Linked DNA regions of Homo sapiens: region 1 is linked to region 2. A link is a loop called in an ENCODE intact Hi-C map of the cell type or tissue named here. Cell type or tissue: PC-3. All regions are shown on one strand.

Region 1 (2,500 bases), 880 kb after region 2:
TCTGTCCCCAGGCTGGAGTACAATGGCACAATCTTGACTCACTGCAACCTCCGTCTCCCAGGTTCAAGTGATTTTCCTGCTTCAGCCTCCTGAGTAGCTGGGACTACAGGCACGCACCACCACGCCCAGCTAATTTTTGTATTTTTAGTAGAGATGGGGTTTCACCATGTTGGCCAGGATGGTCTCAAACTCTTGACCTCATGATCCACCAGCCTCGGCCTCCCAAAGTGCTGGGATTATAGGCATGAGCTACTGCGTCAAGCCAGCAAAAAATTTTTTTATATTATTTTGCTTTTAGAGTTCAGATAAATCAGCAAACTTCCTACCTTTCCTTCCTTCCTCTTTCTCCTTCTTTCCTTCTTTCTTTCTCTTTTCTTTTTCTTTCTTTCCTTTTTTCTTTTTCTCCTTCCTTCCTCTCTTTCCTTCCTTTTCCTTCCTTCCTCTTTCTTCTTTCGTTCTTTCTTTCTTTCTTTTTTTCCTCTTTTTTTCTTTTTTTTTTCTTTTTTTGACAGGGTCTCACTCTGTTGCCGAGGGTAGAGTACACTGGTGCAATCACAGCTCACTGCATCCTTGAACTCCTGAGCTCGAGCGATCCTCCCGCCTCAGCCTCCTAAGTAGCTGGGGCTATAGGTGCATGCCACCACACCCAGCTAATTAAAACAAATTTTTTTAGAGACCAAGTCTCATTATGTTGCCCAGACTGTTCTTGAACTCCTGGGCTCAAGCTACCCTTTCATTTTAGCTTTCCAAACTGCTAGGATTACAGGAGTGAGTCACCATGCCCAGCTGACAAACTTTTTCTTAAAGGGCCAAGTGACAAATATTTTAGGCTTGTGGGCCATATGATTGCTGCTATAACTACCCAACTGCCATTTTAGTGTGAAGCAGCCATAGATGAAACACAAATGTAAATTATGTTTAATGTAAAATATGTAAATTAATGGGCATGGCTGTAGTCTGATATTTTATTTACAAAAGTAAGTAAAGTTTTACTTTATTTACTGATCTGCTGTCTGTACTTTGCTGACCCCTAAGTTAAAACATCTGAAAAATTTCACTTACCAGACAATTGGGCTCTTTGAAGAGTTTTGGTCACTGTGACATACCAAACAGAGAAAGTCCTGATTAAATACTGGTTGAAGAAATGAACAACTAAAAAAGCCATTTATTACATGATTTCTTTTATCTTTAGATTCCTTAACAAACAGTGCCATCTGTTGAAGAACTATTAGGAAATACTTTTCCTGTAAACTGAGTATTTACTACAGAGCACTTGAAAAAAATGACAATTATTGGTTCACTCATTCAACAAATACATGTTTATCATCTATGTACCTAGCATTATACTTGGCACTGAACTGTATCAAAGAGATAAGGTTTAGATGTTTATAGAGCATACAGACAAGTGGGAGACTATATTATTGTAAGCACAATTGGAAGCTGCTGGGGTAGTATTTCCTGCACCCCATCACATACATACATACATACATACATACATACATACATATATATATATATCACATTTTAAAAAATCCATTCATTCCTCTATGGACATTTGGACTGCTTCTGCCTCTTGGCTATTGTGATTAATGCTGCAGTGAATATGAGTGTGCAAATATCTCCTTGAGATCCTGCTTTCCATGTTTCTTGTTTGTTTTTTTGAGACAGAGTTTCGCTCTTGTTGCCCAGGCTGCAGTGCAATGGCGTGGTCTCCAATCACTGCAACTTCTGCCTCCTAGGTTCAAGCAATTTTCCTGCCTCAGTCTCCCGAGTAGCTGGAATTACAGGTGTGTACCACCACACCTGGCTAATTTTTCCATTTTAAGTAGAGACGGGATTTCACCATGTTGGCCAGGCTGGTCTCAAACTCCTGACCTCAACTGATCCACCCACCTTGGCCTCCCAAAGTGCTGGAATTACAGGCATGAGCCACCATGCCCAGCCTGTTTTTAGATATATACCCAGGAGAGGGATTGTTGGATCATACTGTAATTCTATGTTTGGTTTTTAAGGAACCTCCATACTGTTTTTCATACCAACTGCATCATCTTACAGTCCCACCAGCAGTGCACAAGCGTTCCAATTTCTCCACATCCTTGCCAATACTTGTTATTTTTTGTTTTATTGATAGTGGCCATCCTAATGGGTGTGAGGTAATACCTCATTGTGATTTTGATTTGCACTTCTCTAACAGTGATGTTGAACATCTTTTCATATGCTTCTTGGCCATTTGTATATCTTCTTTGGAGAAATGTCTATTCAGATCCTTTGCCCAATTTTTAAATTGTTTTGTTGTTGTTGAGTTGTAAGAGTTCTCTACATATTGTGGAAATCAATCCCTTATCAGACATATGATTTGCAATTGTTTTCTCCCATTCCATAGCTTGCTTTTTCACTGTGTTGATTATTTACTTTAACATGCAGAAGTTTTTAAGTTTGATGTTATCCAATTTTTCCATTTTTGCTTTTTTTGCTAAAATCCTTTTTGAAGGCATTGGAG
Region 2 (2,500 bases):
CCTGGTCTTAAACAATCCTCCCACCTCAGCCTCCTGTGTGGTAAAGTGTGCCACCAAGCCCAGCTAATTTTTTTACATTTTGTAGAGATGAGGTCTTGCCATGTTGCCCAGGCTGGTCTCAAACTTCTGGGCTCAAGTGATCTTCCCACCTTGGCCTCCCAGAGTGCTGGGATTACAGGTGTGAGCCACTGTACCCAGCCTAGATATTTTTCTATACACATACATATATACATAATGATGATTATTATTTTTCTAGAGATGGGTCTCACTCTGTTGCCTAGATTAGAGTGCAGTGGCATGAATCATAGCTCACTGAAACTGAACTGCTGGGCTCAAGTAATCCTCCTGCCTCAGCTTCCTGAGTAGCTAGGATTACAGGGACACACCACCATGCCTAGCCTCAATTTTAAATTTTTTGTAGAGATAGGTCTCACTAAGCAACAGCCCCATCTGATCTCGAACACCTGGCCTCAAGTGATCCTCCTGCCTCAGCCTCCCAAAGTATACTGCACCAGGCCCATATTATACATAACTATTGACATTAAAAATGTTCTTTTGTGTGTCACCTACAAACACTCTAGAAGCCACCTTCCTTAAGTACCATATGATCTCTAAGTTCCTTCTCAAATTAAAATTATGTGGTTAAGTTTCAAGAAACTAATTTCTTAATGATGCAGAAGGTTTTGCTTGAATGACTCTTCAACCGAGCATCTATTATTTATCAGGCACTGGGAACTCAGGGATAAACAAGGCATGATCTCAGTCCTTGAACATAGAGTCTCGTGGAGAAGAATGGCGTAGAAAATGCAGTGTCATGATGTGTAATCATAAAAGTAGATGGGTACACACCACTTCAGGAGAATGGCAGAGGGAGTTAACATCTTGGCACTTAGCATTTAGTATTTCTTCTGTAACACACATTCCATTCTATTTTAATGAGCTTGCAAACATTTTTCCTGCTGGATTTTTGAGGATCAGGAATGTGTTTTGTTCACTATCTTATCTCCTACAGTCCTTGGCATACTGCCCTACAAATCAGTAAATGTGTTTATATGACTCATATGGCAAAAGGCAATTTTTTTTTTTTTAATAAGTGAGGAATGTTCCAAAAGCCAATGCTATTAACATTGACCAGCTTCTTCTAGTAAGGAGAGGAGACAGTATTTTTTCAAAGTGCGGTCCTAAGACCACCTGCAAGAGAATTAATTACATGCTGGGAATGTGTAGATTAAAAACTCATTTTCCTGTTCTCCATTTCAGACCTACTAAATCAGCCTCAGAGTGAAGGAAGCTTCATTTTTGGTGTCTCAAGTGATTCTATTTGAACCAAGGCCTGAGAACACTGCAGTGAGGTGTTTAGGCCAGCGTCAAATCACCTATTTCTGGGCAGAGGTGCCTATCCTTAGCAATGGGGCTGAGGCTGGGGTGGAGGTTGCTACTGCAGATCACTGAGGCTGATAAGGGTGAGTCAGATGCCCCAAGAGGAAATTGAAAGCTTTGGAATGGAACCAAAGATCGTGACTGACATGCAGTCATGCAATCTGCAATCAGAAGTTAGTATTACACGATGCGCTAGATAATTGTAGAGTAATCTTGCTTTTTGTTGATTTTAACCAGGTAATTTAAAGTCATTACTCATTATTTGGATTTTCACATTTGAATGTTTACTCTTTGTATTAATGTGTACTGAGTATTTAAAGCTTTTAAATTAGCTTTTTTAAAAAGTGTATTTTAGGCCAGGTGCGGTAGATCATGCCTGTAATCCCAGCACTTTGGGAGGCCAAGGCGGGTGGATCATCTGAGGTCAGGAGTTCGAGACCAGTCTGGCCAACATGGTGAAACCCCATCTCTACTAAAAAAATACAAAATTAGCTGGGCGTGGTAGCACACACCTGTAATCCCAGCTACTCAGGAGGCTGAGGCAGGAGAATTGCTTTAATCCAGGAGGCAGAGGTTGCAGTGAGCTGAGGTCGTGCCATTGCACTCCAGCCTGGGTGATGAGAACGAAACTCCGTCTCCAAAAAAAAAAAAACGGTGGGGGGGAGGCGGTATTTTAGATTTACAGTTGGATTAAATCCTTGAAAGAACTCAAAAGAAGGAATTAATCTGTTAATGCCTTTTCTTTACCTTCATAAAACATCAGGGAATATTTCATGAATATTCCTTATATCCTACTTTCTAGCTCTGAGCATTACTTTGCTGGTAGAAACTAGTCTACATGTATATAACTATAAATGACTATCACAAATCACTCTTTGATGTTAAAAACAAACTATCTGGCTGGTTGTGGTGGCTCATGCCTGTATTCCTGGCACTTTGGGAGGCCCAGCTGGGAGGATTGCTTGACACCAGGAGTTCAAGACCAGCCTGGGCAACAAAGTGAGCCTCAGTCTCTGCAAAAACAAATAGCTGGGCATGGTGGCGTGCGCCTGTTAGTCACACCTGCTCAGGAGGTTAAGGTGGGAGGATCGCATGAGCGTGGGAGGTCGAGGCTGCAGTG

What was found. A loop is a pair of places that touch in the nucleus more often than their neighbours do. Peaks named below come from ENCODE experiments on the same cell type or tissue, not always from the same donor. Only the 100,000 strongest peaks of a DNase experiment are listed, where the experiment ranks them.
Region 1: it touches region 2 in a loop (3-fold over the local background); 8 of 110 quality-filtered maps call a loop at or near these places.

What each region holds. Positions count from the first base shown.
Region 1 is chr12:105,099,997-105,102,496 of GRCh38, forward strand. It overlaps LOC414300 (a long non-coding RNA gene), which reads right to left. Exons shown (of 2, transcript NR_121211.1): 2 at 2,476-2,500. Among named protein-coding and RNA genes, the nearest start is that of WASHC4, 6.5 kb to the right of the region's middle. In PC-3, a CTCF peak has its summit at 1,209 (motif pointing left); a DNase peak (open chromatin) is centred at 775.
Region 2 is chr12:104,218,708-104,221,207 of GRCh38, forward strand. The region is part of intron 1 of TXNRD1 (thioredoxin reductase 1); the gene reads left to right. Among named protein-coding and RNA genes, the nearest start is that of TXNRD1, 4.2 kb to the left of the region's middle. RefSeq lists an enhancer at 739-883 and a cis regulatory region at 806-816. In PC-3, no CTCF peak of the experiment used is centred here; DNase peaks (open chromatin) are centred at 334, 854 and 1,494; H3K4me3 peaks cover 615 bases; H3K27ac peaks cover 2,500 bases.